Regions from separate parts of the Homo sapiens genome. Here region 2 is linked to region 1. The links are chromatin contacts, found by Hi-C or POLR2A ChIA-PET in ENCODE. All regions are on one chromosome and are shown on one strand. Each heading gives the region's core, a stretch centred on a gene start or an enhancer-like site at or near the end of the contact. The rest is flanking DNA. Distances are from core to core; before and after follow the strand shown.

The links. Hi-C counts contacts between places; a loop is a spot of excess contacts on that map. ChIA-PET counts read pairs that join two places held with the same protein, here RNA polymerase II (POLR2A). Pooled maps may share reads with other maps.
Region 2: a loop to region 1 is called in a pooled map, with 2.4 times the contacts of the local background. The contact joins the enhancer-like site here to the promoter of PDF in region 1. A Hi-C loop is called at or near these places in 1 of 168 maps with a recorded cell type or tissue (natural killer cell), 1 of 37 single-sample maps with no recorded cell type and 5 of 50 pooled maps. POLR2A ChIA-PET finds 5 or more read pairs at or near these places in 4 of 52 experiments (activated B cell, activated CD4-positive, alpha-beta T cell, activated CD8-positive, alpha-beta memory T cell and 1 more).

The regions. Positions count from the first base shown.
Region 1 is chr16:69,326,221-69,333,408 of GRCh38, forward strand. It overlaps PDF (peptide deformylase, mitochondrial), which reads right to left and starts at 4,368. Exons shown (of 2, transcript NM_022341.2): 1 at 3,777-4,368; 2 at 693-2,959. The coding sequence starts at 4,350. The coding sequence ends at 2,802. COG8 (component of oligomeric golgi complex 8) reads right to left here. Exons shown (of 6, transcript NM_032382.5): 4 at 6,494-6,662; 5 at 4,593-4,875; 6 at 208-2,959. The coding sequence ends at 4,619. VPS4A (vacuolar protein sorting 4 homolog A) reads left to right here. Exons shown (of 11, transcript NM_013245.3): 11 at 1-719. RefSeq lists enhancers at 3,734-4,381, 5,030-5,677 and silencers at 4,006-4,385, 4,416-4,805.
Region 2 is chr16:69,461,261-69,467,756 of GRCh38, forward strand. It overlaps CYB5B (cytochrome b5 type B), which reads left to right. Exons shown (of 5, transcript NM_030579.3): 5 at 1,170-5,004. The coding sequence ends at 1,260. Among named protein-coding and RNA genes, the nearest start is that of CYB5B, 40 kb to the left of the region's middle. RefSeq lists an enhancer at 6,242-6,291. Within about 2 kb of position 3,876, at least 5 of the 41 ENCODE cell types and tissues checked have a DNase peak (open chromatin) inside an H3K27ac peak, as active enhancers do; they include natural killer cell, where a contact is called at or near this core.

The DNA of each region.
Region 1 (7,188 bases), core at 3,118-5,617:
TGGGCCATTTCTTTGCTCTGGTTCAGAGCCTCTGCAGAAGTGAGCTAACTTTGGATCAGTAGCTCCAACACTTGGCTCCAGTGCTGGCAGGTTACCCCTCAACCATAGCAGCTGGGATCTTTGTGGCTTGGGGGTGCTTGTGTAAGTTCTTGGTTATGTGCCCTCAGCCACCAGGATATGAACCGTGTCTGCAGAGCTTCACTTTAGTGAGCTTACAAGTTTTTAAATTTTTACTTCTAGTTACATTTACTTGAATCAGAACGTTGTTTCCTCATTCCTACTGCTTAAACACCTTGACAAGTCCTAGGGGTTAACAAAGGTTAGCATGGCTATGGTCCATCCCTGTGCTCTAGTTAGAGCGTGAAGACACCTGACTTTCCAGTTGTCTCTCTCCATGACCAGCAACAGGAACCACTGACGCTGAACTTTGGACAGTGGCCTCAGACTCTGGCTGCCAGCACACAACCTGCCATCATCGATGTTAAACATGCTGACATGTGCAGAGGAGTTTCCTCCCTGAAATGCTCTGAAATTCACTTCTCTGCCTGGGGATTCTGTTATAAACCTTCTGCCTACATTGGCTTTCACTGTGGAAGTTGATTTCTAAAACTCTGATGAGCTCACAACGTTGACATGTATATGCGTTTTTTGTGAGTGCTTCCTGCTCAAAGTGGGAGAGATTTTACTGGAAATGCAATAAAGTTTGCATTTTATTGCTACCGATGCCCACCACAAAAGCGTTAACCTCAGAAAGCTATAAGAAGCATCAAAAGATTGCCATAGCCCCCTGTAAGAGCTTCTGAACATTGTCCAAATGAAAGGAGGCTCAGCTGAATTCTAATTTTCCTAAAGACCCATGTTTTTAGCATCTATGAGCTTTCTACAAATCTCCCCATTGGCTGCATCTCTGACCTTGCACCAGTATCTGGTTGGGATTCCCTTTTTTTTTTTTTTTTTTTTTTTTTGAGACAGAGCCTTGGTCTGTCGCCCAGGCTGGAGTACAGTGGCGAGATCTCAGCCCACTGCAACCTCTGCCTCCCAGGTTTGAGCGATTCTCCCGCCTCAGCCTCCCAAGTAGCTGTGATTACAGGCGCCTACCAGCACACCCAGCTAATTTTCATATTTTTAGTAGAAACAGTGTTTCGCCATGTTGGCCAGGCTGGTCTTGAACTCCTGACCTCAGGTGATCTGCCTGCCTTGACCTCCCAAAGTGCTGGGATTACAGGCATGAGCCACCAAGCCTGGCCGGGATTCCTTTTCAAAGTCTGGCTGCACCTAGAGCCAGTTTGCTTCTGCTTGGCCTCATGGGGCCTCAGAGAAAGCCACAAAGGAGGATGGGTCTTTCCTGGGTTCATTTAACTGCCATTTATAACACTTTTTCCTCTAAACAGCTTAATGGACTTCCTACTACTTGTATAGTTTGATTTTCAGGACTCTGTTCAGCAAGAATACCTACTTTACAAAACTCAGCATAAAAATGAGGTGAAACAGTTTAACTAAAACTGGAGTTTGGCTGGGTAGTGTGGCTCACAACTGATCCCAGCACTTTGGGAGGCCGAGGCAGGAGGATTGCCTGAGACCAGGAATTTGAGGCCAGCCTGGGCAACATAGTAAGACCCCCGTCTCTATCTTAAAAAAAAAATAAAAGAATAAAACAAGTTCCTTCACCTCTTGACAAGACAAAGCTGACACTTTTTTTTTTTGAGACAGAGAAAAAAAGAAAACTCTACAGCCAGAATCATACTTTTGAGTCTCGCTCTGTCGCCCAGGCTGGATGGAGTGCAGTGGCGTGATCTCAGCTCACTGTAACCTCCGCCTCCTGGGTTCAAGTAATTCTCTGCCTTGGCTTCACGAGTAGCTGGGATTACAGGTGCTCGCCACCACGCCCGGCTAATTTTTGTATCTTTAGTAGAGACAGGGTTTCACCATCTTGGCCAGGCTGGTCTTGAGCTCCTGACCTCGTGATCCACCCGCCCCGCCCTCCCAAAGTGCTGGGATTACAGGCGTGAACCACTGCACCTGGCCACTTTCTTAAACCTACACATTGGTTGCTGTGATATTAATTCTATTTTTACAAAATAAGTGTATAACCAGGAAGTACTAATCCTGCTTTCTATGCCCAATTGTTAACAGGAAAGGGCTCAGTGCACTTCTCAATTGTCACCCCTGCCCCCAGCCCTGATCCACGGCCTCTACCCCAAGAATGAGCCAAGAACCAGCTGCTCTAGGGATCTCAGCAGCAAAATCCTGCCCAAGGCTGTTAAAATGTGTGGGCACTCATTTACACTCGTGCTGTCATGAAACACATCCTTGAACAGGGACTATTCTCTTTCATTTCCATAAGCAAACTGGCGTCTAAGGCCACAAGCCCTCCGTAAAAATAAGAACTCGGCACAAATGGCCAGTCACATGCTTACCTGCATTTTTAAAGACAGCTTTCAGGTATTTGGGGACTACATTATTACCAAACCTTGGCTTTGGGAGATTATACAGGTCCGAGGAACTCGTGTCTACTGCAGACGAATGCAATTACCCCACCTTCCTCCATACAGAATTGTTAGGAAATGTCCACTCCTTTGGGGGTGATTTTTCTCCTCAAGTTGTAGCCAACATTTTGTCCGTAACTGATTTCAGGGCAAACATTTCTGACATCTTCCTCCAGCTCAGTCTGCCATGCCTTGGCAATCCAGTTTCCTGTCATATGCGAGCCATCCAAGTTGATGCCAAGTAAGATTTGCCCAGCTCAAAGTGAAAGTGTTTGCGTCTTGGTATCCGGAATCCTCAGCCCCAGTAGCAAAGCTTTAGTCATTCACCTTCATCCAATAGACGTTTGTGAACGTCCTGCTGTCCATTTTGTCAATAAACAGGCAGCCCTGCAGGTGGTCCATCTCGTGCTGGATGATGCGGGCTGCCCACCCGCTCGCCTGCCACACCACCTGTTCTCCATTGGGGTCCAGCCCTGCAAAGGAAGTTACAGCCCTGGTGAGTGGGAACAGCTGAACTGCATCATCCTCAACCTCCCTACCCCTGCCCCCGGTCCTGGCTGTTCCCATTGACAAGAGGCAACAGCAGATGGCAAATGTAGACAGCAGCTCCTCTTCTAACTGGAAAACGTCCCTCATCTCGGTCCATTACCAAGCGTTCAACCTGGTTCCCAACTCTGGTAATTAGGTTATCGAGCTCACTGTAGAGCTGAGATGAGAAATCATCTTTCTACGGTGCGACCCTTCCGAACACTCCTCCCACTTCTGAGGTACCTGTGGGCTCCCAACTCCTAACAGAGGTTCTGCAGCTTGAGACCCCACTTGTTTTTCTGACCATCTTGAACCGACGGGCTTGCTGTGCAGGAACAATCACCCCGACCCCAGCAGAGCCCGCATTCCGCGAGGCATCCTGTGGTACCACGGGGGAATGGCCTAGCCCCCTGGGCTGGGTCAGGCTGGCGGGGGCTAACCCCCACTTCTCCAACTCCACCGTGGCGGATCTAACTGGGGCCGAAGAGCGTGTTTGCCTCAGAGAGCAAGGGAGCAGAAAGCAGACGCCAGGCTGTCAGGTAACAGCGGAACTAGGGGACCTCTCCTCGCCCCTGCGTCCTATCTGAGCGGGCTCTACCCCACAGGAGCTTCTATCCGTCCTGAGGCCTCTCCGCTCCCGCATCCCACTTCGCTCCTGCGGGAGGTCCGGCGTATGAACCGCGACCACTTCTGCGCTCTCGCGGAGTCGGGCAGAAGAGACGCGCGCGCTGCTCCAGCAGCCCCGGTCCCCGCCGCCCGCACCTGAGATCTGCACCGCCTGGAAGCGGGGCACGCAGGCCAGGAAGCCGGCGACGCTCTCGCAGCCCTCGGGAAAGGTGACCAGGCGGCTGTCAAGCACTCGCAGGCTGGGGTTCACGAACACGCGCAGGGGGAAGGGCTCCATTTGGCGGAGCGCGCGCTGGCGGGGCGGGCACTCCCGACACAGCGCCTCGGGGAGCTCCAGCGCCAGCACCTGCCGCGGCACCCCCAGCTGCGGCGCGCTTAGGCCCACGCAGCGCCGCCGCCGCATCACCTGGACCAGCCGTTGCGTCAGCCGCTGCAGCTCGGGCCCGCCTAGCTGCGCCCGCTCCACCGGGGCCGCCACGCCGCGCAGCACCGGGTCCCCGACTTGGCACACGTGCGAGAACGGCGGTTCGGGAGGACCCAGCACCAGACGCCTCAGGTGGCGCCAATAGGAGCGCCGCAGCGCCGGGCCCTCGACGCCGTCCGGGGCGGCCGTGGAGCTGCAAGCCCGGACACCGACGGCTGCCGCCCCGCCCCACGGCACGGCCGCCCACAGTGGCCAAAGACTCAGCGCGCCCCACAGCCGGGCCATGGCGGCCCCCTTAACAGTGACCCGGCCCGCCCCTTCCGGCCGCAGCGCGGGGCACGCCGGGAAGCGCCGTCGGCCAGCACACAGCGAAGCCGCGACTGGATCCCCGCCTTCCTGCTTAGACTGGCAGTGAGCACCGCCCCCTTCCGCTCTCCTCCCGGGAGCGCCTTCCCGCCTCCCGAACCCGCCCCGGACCTTCCAGGGCGAGGCAGTCCTGGCCACCCCGCGCCGGGAACCTCACGCACCGCGTTCTGGAGGCAGGGGACGCCGGCTAGGGCCCCACGCTGGGCGGTTCGGCCTGCGTCTCCGCTCGCCCTCCCTCCGGGCAGGCTGGGCCCGCGGGCTCCAGGCGTGGCTCCTCGGCGGGAGGCTCTGGTGCTGGAGCTGTGAGCTCGGGCCCCAGCGCCTGGTCATCCAGGGTGAAAAGCGTCTCTCTCTTTGGCAGGATAAAGGCGAGGGGCTCCTGAATGGCGCCGATGTTCACATGCCCTAGGTTACCGTACTTGGAGAGCTGAGTGGGAGGAATGCCTAACCCAGACGTGGGGAAAGCAAAATGGAAAACAGTTACTAATAAAACTCAATATAGAAATTTAAGGGAGGCCGGGCGCGGTGGCTCACGCCTGTAATCCCAGCACTTTGGGAGGCCGGGGAGGGGGGGGCGGATCACCTGAGGTCAGGAATTCGAGACCAGCCTGACCCACACGGAGAAATCCCATCTCTCTTAAAAATACAACATTAGCCGGGCTTGGTGGCGCAGGCCTGTAATCCCAGCTACTTGGGAAGGCTAAGGCAGGAGAATCGCTTGAACCTAGGAGGTGGAGATTGCAGTTAGCCGAGATCGCGCCATTGCACTCCAGCCTGGGCCACAAGAGCAAAACTCCGTCTCAAAAAAAAAAAAAAAAAAAAAAAAGGAAATTTAAGGGAAAAAAAACGAGCCATTACTATTTTTTTTTTTGAGACAGTCTCGCTCTGTCGCCCAGGCTGGAGTGCAGTGGCGTGATTGCTGCTCACTGCAACCTCTGCCTCCCAGGTTCAAACAGTTCTCATGCCTCAGCCTCCGTGGTAGCTGGGATTACAGGCGCCCGCCACCATGCCAGGCTAATTTTTGTATTTTTAGTAGAGACGGAGTTACTATGTTGGCCAGGCTGGTCTCAAACTCCCAACCTCAGGTGATCCATCCGCCTCGGCCTCCCAAAGTGCTGGGATTACAGGCATGAGCCACTGCGCCCAGCCATCAATTACTATGTTTTAATACAGCAAAAACCACCTTTGTTACAGGGAATGGGAAGCTATACTGTGAAGCAGAACGTAACGGAACAGCAGTGTAGGGTGCCTGCAGCAGGAACCCAGACCTCAGGCAGCACCAGGGAAAAAGCAGAGGGCAGCCAGGCTTTGCACGTGTGATGCACTGACCCATTGCCCTTTGGGAAGCTGTGCCTCAACCAAGCCCCTCTCCTACCACAAAGGGACAAGGACGTGAAAGTGAATTGGAAAAAAGACTTTAGGACGGGCGTGGTGGCTCACGCCTGTAATCCGAGCACTTTGGGAGGCCGAGGTGGGCGGATCACAGGTCAAGAGATAGAGACCATCCTGGCCAACATGGTGAAACCCCGTCTCTACTAAAACACAAAAATTAGCTGGGCGTGGTGGTGCGAGTCTGTAGTCCCAGCTACTCGGGAGGCTGAGGCAGGAGAATTGCTTGAACCCGGGAGGTGGAGGTTGCAGTGAGCCAAGACTGTGCCACTGCACTCCAGCCTGGCAACACAGCGAGACTCCGCCTCAAAAAAAAAAAAGACTGTAAAAACCATTTCTCTAGATATTTCACATAAATGGAATCATACGTATGTAGTTCTTTTGTGACTGGCTTCTTCCGCTTAGCCAGATACAGCCACATAATGTATGATTCCATTTTTATGAAATGTCCAGAAGAGGCAAATCTATGGCAACAGAAAGTAGGTTGCCAGGGACTAAGGATGCTGTCGAGGAATGACTACAAACGTGCATGAAGGATCTTTTTGGAGTGATGGAAATATTCTAAAATTGGATTCATATTTACTAAAAAACACTGACTTACACAAATGGATGAATTATTTAGTATGTGAATTACACATCAGTAAGGCAGTTTACAGAATTTTCATTCTCTTACCTAAAGTCTGTGCTATCTGAGCTGGTGGAAAAAGGACTTGGAGACAGCGATTTAAATACGGAACAAGGTCTTCCAGGAAGACAGTGCAGAACTGGACAAAGAGCTCTTGCTCCCCGCTGCTGAAGGCAGCCTCTTCAGCGCGATGGAAGGCCAGGATTATTTTAGTTACCTAAGAGACAAGGGCACCGTCAATTACTGGGACAGCCTATCACCACTGGGACAGCAGTGCATGAAACTAGGCAAAAAAATGTATGCCCCTCCAGTTTTCCTGAACAAAGTAATTTAACAGTACATTATTTTACTGTCTCATTTAAACTCAGAATTATGGTCATTGTCCACAATTGTGTCACTTTATTAATGTGAAGTTCAGACCCAACTTGTTACATTACGGGTATAGTTTCCGGTTCCAGTGGAGGAGTGTCATAAAACTATAGAGAGAATACATGGTTTTGGTTTTTTTTTTTTTTTTTTTAGAGACAGGATTTTGCTCTGTCACCTAAGCTGGAGTGTAGCGGCACAATCAGCTCACTGTAGCTTCAAACTCCTGGGCTCAAGGGATACTCCCACCTTAGCCTCCCAAGTAGCTGGGACTACAGGCGTGCACCATCACGTCTGGCTAAGTTTTAAAATTTTTTGTAGAGACAGGGTCTTGCTTTGTTGCCCAGGCTGGTCTGGAGCCCCTGGCTTCAAGAGAT
Region 2 (6,496 bases), core at 2,626-5,125, 130 kb after region 1:
CCTACTTTTGGATTCTTCAGTCTCTTGCGGTTACTCTTCAAGGAGTCTGAATTCATTACTCTTATCAGGAGATTACTTCAGAGTTCCCATGTGCATATTGCTGTTATACGTGCCATATTGCTTGGTTTTGTAAACAAAGCTACCTGGCTGATATTCTAAACTAGTCCAGAGTAGCTTTCTGCTGTACGTAAGCATACAGAGTGCTAGGCATGTTTAGGCAAAGAGAATCATTTTTCTTATGAACTTCAGCTCGTTTTATTGACTTCAAAACCTTTTAATACCAAGACTCATATGTCTTAAGTAGAGGGGCAGCCGGGTCATTTGGATCATGGAAGAATTATACCTTAAAACTAGTGTGCTAATAAGTTCTATTAAAGAATTATTATGTTAAGGAGAATGATGACTGTTCTGAAGCTCCTAAGGAAGGTCTCTTGCAGTACTTTTGAAGCTGCCATTTGCTTCACCCTGTTAGAACTGTATATGCTTTGTGTGTATGTGTATCCTTATTAGTGTCCAAACTTAACTAGGGATTAAGAGGATGGGTTTGGAATCAGACTGTCCAGCTGCCTTTCTAGCTTTGGGATTTGGGGTGCAAAGCTTATATTTCCCTTGTATGAGATGAGAATAATAACCCTATTTCGTAGGTTATCCTATTTCATAAGGATTAAATCTTTAAAATACATATGAAGCAGATAGGATATTTCTGGTAGTTATATTAGATATGATTACTTCCAAATTTATATTGGGATGGATATGTTTTTATACATATATGAAATGTCACATACATAATGGTGTTTTTTCCTGTTTAAAAATGTTTAATTGTAGAATACGTGAAAAGCAAAAGCACAATGAAGAAAATGTGAGAGTATCCATAATCCCTAACTCAGAAATAACCACTATATGACTTTGTAGAAACACATATAGAGGCATTTAAAGACATCTTATTTGATATCATACTATTGGTTGTTTTTAACCTTTTAAAAAATTACTTTGTAATATTGTCACTCCAATTCAAATATTTTTCCCCAACTACTTTGTGATAAAAGCAGTTAAATTTCCCAAAGTAAATAAAAACTCCTTGCCTATATAAAAACATGTGAAAGCTGAAAGATAGTGAACATTTGGCTTAAAATATTAACAACTTTATTGCTTTCTCCCCCTATTCCTAGTTGCTGGGCATATTGGATTTTACCCATCATAGGCGCTGTTCTCTTAGGTTTCCTGTACCGCTACTACACATCGGAAAGCAAATCCTCCTGAGGAGGCCTTGCTGAAGTTAGAAAGTGCATCCACTTTGGGGCGAAAACTAGAGACTTGCTTGGGGGCTGCAGAAGTGCCCTCTCCTCGAATCCTGCCAGTTGCATTCTTCCCCCTTGGAGCCAAGACGATTGGCCAGACATCACCTCAGATCTGAGACCAGCGTCTTCCATCTCTCAGAGCCTTACTCCCAAAGTACCTGCTCACTGTTCCGTGTTGAACAATTGCCGGTGTTTCCTCTCTTCACTGGTTTCCATGAGTACCCTTATATTTCACAACTTTCTGTTCATAAGTTATAGTGACATTGCTCTTTGGTAAAAATGCCTGCTTTCCAATACTTTGATTGCATATTAGACATTCTTAACAGGGCGGCAGTCTAGTGTTGAAAGTTTTATTTTTCCATTTTTCTTTTAAGTAAATTTTTTTTAAAAAATTCTGATTTAGGGCTAGGTGTGGTGGCTCAGGCCTGTAATCCTGGCACTTTGGGAGGCCAAGGTGGGAAGATCGCTTGAGGCCAAGAGTTCAAGACCAGCCTGGGCAACATAGCGAGACCCCTATCTGTATTAAAAAAAAATCTGATTTAATTCTTTTATTTATCATAAGGGGTTTAATTCCTGAAGTAAAGGTTTGCACCTATTAAACTTAAAACTGCCAAATGATTTTTGTTCTTTTATGTGCGTGATAAAAATACAAAGAATGGTGTGGCCACCTCCTCCCTTTCAAGCTAGGGCAGCAGGTAGCTCTTCCCAGCCCCTGAGCCCAGCCCCTTCCCAAGTGGTGCCGGACAAAAAACTACATGGCCCTTTCGTGTCTTGGGGGTGGAAAGGTAGGGATGAATTGGGGTGATAGAACCCTGGTGAATTCAGAGTAATCTTTCTTTAGAAAACTGGTGTTTTCTAAAGAAACAGGATAGGAGTTTAGAGAAGGCACCAAAGCTTTCACTTTGGTTTGGCACCAGTTTCTAACCATCTGTTTTTTCTACCCTAGCTATCTTTTATTGGTAAAATATAAATGTATAATTATGTTTGTAGAGCTTTACCAAGGAGTTTCCCTCCTTTTTTGTTTGTTGATTAGCAAATTTTTGATTCTCCATTTTCCAAAAGTAAGAGACTCCAGCATGGCCTTCTGTTTGCCCCGCAGTAAAGTAACTTCCATATAAAATGGTATTTGAAAGTGAGAGTTCATGACAACAGACCGTTTTCCATTTCATCTGTATTTTATCTCCGTGACTCCAACTTGTGGGTTTGTTCTGTTTTTCCATGAGAATAAAATACTGGCGGTTTTTTTCTCAGATGTGTGTTCATTGAGAAGTAGGTTACTAGAATTATGTTACTGTGTCTTATTGGTTCAATGATGATTTCTCTGGCATATTAGACTTTTATTTTTTCCCCCATGGAAGCACTTGAGGAAATAAATAGTACACTGGCTGTTTTCTGCCAGCAACTGTGGTGATTTTTCTCCCTGTCCTTTGAGAATTGCTAGTCTGCTTCTGAGCCATTGTCATATCCAGCAGGGAGCAGCTTGGTTCAAGAAGGACCATAGAGGCTGCTCAGCATCTCCTCCCTCCCTCCCAGCTTGCCAGGGATTTGATGAGACAGGAAACTGCCCAGCAAACCAGGGACTGCCCATGTAAACTATTTAAGAAAAAGTTCAACCCAGGTCTTGTATCCTGTGATTTAGCAGTTGAATGAATACAGAATTCATCAAAATAATATTAACCTTGTACTTGCACACTTGGATATATTTGGGAGTAATTTTAGGAGATTTCTGGCTGACTTTTATTATCAGGGATATGGGTTTAGTAAAGCTTTTATCTTTAGAAAAATGTTTGTATGCATTATAAGATGCTACTTTTAAGACAATATTGAAAAAAACTTTGGTTATTATTTAACAAAAGTGGTATGACTTGATGCTTCTCTATTTAAAGGCAAGGAAGGATTGGTATATGATTGCCTGTAATAAATAAATTGCGTGATTATTGGAGTACATTGGGGTAAAAGTAAAGAACAGAGGAGTATTGAGGAGCTTGAAAGGGAACATTCAAACTAAAGCCAAGCCTGAAGATAACTTGAATCAGTTGTAAAAGTGTGTTGGCAATGTCCGAAATTGAATGAAAAACATCTGGCTTATAAGAAATGTTAAAGAACTACCATCTTAAGTAAAATTGGTGTTTTTGTTATTTTTAAGGTAAATGCCAATGCAAAAGGTATGTTTTTCTACTTCACATTGGTTTTCTTTTCCTGTTTACATCTGCACTTGTTTTTTGCTGAGAGCCAGAGGAAAAGATAATTAGACTTTGTCTCTTCCACCCATGAAATCCCCCAGTACCCAGGGCTTCTTCTGAACTACTGCCGATGTGATGTCACTTTGTATCTGGAAAATCACTTTGGGGTCCATTTACTGTTATTTTGTTGCCTACAAAAACAGCCAGGTGAAAGCTAAATCTTGTGTGAGAGTTTGCAGAGGTTTTTCTATACAATAAAGTAGTATAGCACACTAGCCAAATCCATCCAAAAGGACCTTTTTTTTAGGAAGTAGACTTGAATTCACAAAACAGTCTTGACATGGGTAGCTGGTGAAAAACCCTCTGGAGAGCAAGTGGAGCCAGTCCCCATTGGCTGACAGTGCCACCTGGAGCTGGTCTCTGGGGTGTTCGGTTGTTTATTCCTGAGGAAGACTAGCTGCTGCTGCTGCTGCTGCTGCAAACTGTACTGTACACATCATGGCTGCTGGACACGAAGGAGGAGGTGAGAGAAGTTTCATGCTACCGAAATAGAGGGTGTTGGTACCACTGCCCCTGGCCTGAGAGCCAGGGTTTAAACCTGCCTCAGTAGAGTCTAGTTTGAAATGACACCAAAATTCCTCAGCCCCTACTCAGCAATTGGTTTTGGTTTCCAAATGACTTCTGCATTTGTAAAGATAACAGAGTGGTGGGGTCAAAGTTTATCTTGTGTTTAGATCTCTTCAAGACTGCTTAAGCAAAAACAAAAATCCCTTGGAACCTATCGTTTGAGCCTGTAAAGTTGTTTTAGCAGTTGTCATAAATGCATATGTTGTGAAATCAGAACACTGTCGAGTTTATACTCATTTAGCTGCAATGTGGGACAATGAAAAATGCTTTACAGGCCTGGAGTATCATTACTTATGGTATCTCCTGCTTTAAAATCTCAAGCGATATCTATCTGGTTAAATTCCATTTTAGGAGATTGAGATGCAGAACGTTAATGTTCATTACCTCCTCCTACCCCAAGAGAAATGGATTCAGACATGTCTTGTCTCAACAAGAAATTGATTTTTTTTTAAACTATCTTATTCTGTTGCCAAATATCACAGAAGTAATGAGGAGTTTAGTTACATTTGGCTGTTGTGCTCTGAAAGAGCCAGGTTTGGAATTTGTGGGGGTGATCTAGGAAGAAGGTTCCAAAGAAGCAGAGGCATTTGTCAAGTTACCTACCCTATATCCAGCATCCTCCTCATGAGCTTCAGTAGCTGCTCTTTGCCCACGCTTGTATCCTACGTTTGCTATTTGGGCAAACCATTACTTCAGTTATTTAACTTCCCTTTTTTTTTAACTTCACCTTTGACTATGAACAAGTAACGGTAACATTCCTTTTGTGTATTCAATAATGCAGTTAGTTTACCTTTTTCAGAATATTTTGAACAAAGATCTTTGTCTCTTTCTGCTGGAATGCGCACACAGTGAACGTTTGTTAGAACTACACACAATAAAGACACTGTTTTCCTTTTCTTGCCCCGACTACACTTATTATTTTTAATTTAAAAAGGTGTTTTTTAAGTAGAAGTGTTGGTTTTGTAATCCTCAGGTGTTCTGGAAGAAAAGGATTTCAGAAGCATGACAGTCTCCCGTGTCTGTGCTAATGGTGTGTTTAGCATAACGTGGTGGGGAGTTCCGTGGTTCTCCAGGATTCTCCTCACTGTTCTTTTCGTGAAGTGAATCGTTCATTTGATAATCGTGAAATGCAAAAAGCAAGGCTGTGTTTTAATGGCTGTGAAGTGGGAACGGGGTAGCCAGGTTTGAGGTTCTGTTTCCACTGAAAATACCTACTGACAGAGAAGCCAGTACCAGGTAATACTGTTTTGTTATCTGCAATGCCAGTCTTCAAATGATTGTTTTTCTTGGAAATAGCTAAACTGTTGGGGAAAATTAAACACTGAGATTGAAGTTTAGTGACTGTGTTAATAAAACAAGGGAAATAAACCGTTTTTATAATTACCTTTGAAACATACTGATAGCCATCTAACATTACTAACATATCAGATTTCTGTTGAGAGATTGTTCATTAGGGCTCGGCTATTTCACTGTCACAGGAACTGAGGATTACTAACAGGAAAGGATAACCCCATTCTTGTTACCAAAGTTTGAATTTAATGTTTAATCTTTGATACTAGTAAGAATTTATTATCACAGCACTGTCCCTGATGCTGAATAGTGGGTAGGTGCTTGACAAATCCTGGTTGATTCGTGAAAGCCTGAGGTAGAAGACTGTCCAATTATGTAAATTTAAGGGAAGAAATACCCACACAATCTGTTAAACTGCTGATAATTGATAGCATAAATCTAACGTTAATTAGTGAACTAGATTACTATGTATTTTCAAAGCCCAGTCAGCTTAATCACATATATACCAGCATTTTAAAAACAAAATTATTTGATGAAGCAGTGAGAGACTAGAGTGGCTTTTCAGGTGAAACATGAGGATGCACTTGCAATGCTGTCATTTCTCTGATGCCTACTATGTGCCATGCAATGTGGTTTACAAACCTTGCTGATCCTTACTCTTACAGTGTCCTTACAAGGTAGTCCCTGTCTACCTTGTAAGGACATTTTTATGGCAACTCAGACAGCCACCTGACTTGACCACAGAGGTAAGAGGAGAGCCAGAGTTTTTGTTTTGTTTTGTTTTGAGACAGAGTCTCACTCTGTCCCCCAGGCTGGAGCACAGCGGCGTGATCTTGGTTCACTGCAACCTCCACCTTCTGGGCTCAAGCAGTTGTCTCACTCACCCTCCCAAGTAGCTAGGACTATAGGCATGCGCCACCTCAACCGGCTAATTTTTGTATTTTTTTGTAGAGACAAGGTTATGCCATGTTGGCCAGGCTGGTCTTGAACTCCCGGCCTCAAGTGATCCACCCGCCTTGGCCTCCCAAAGTGCTGAGATTACAGGCGTGAGCCACCGCCTGAGAGCCAGGGTTTAAACCTGCCTCAGTAGAGACTAGT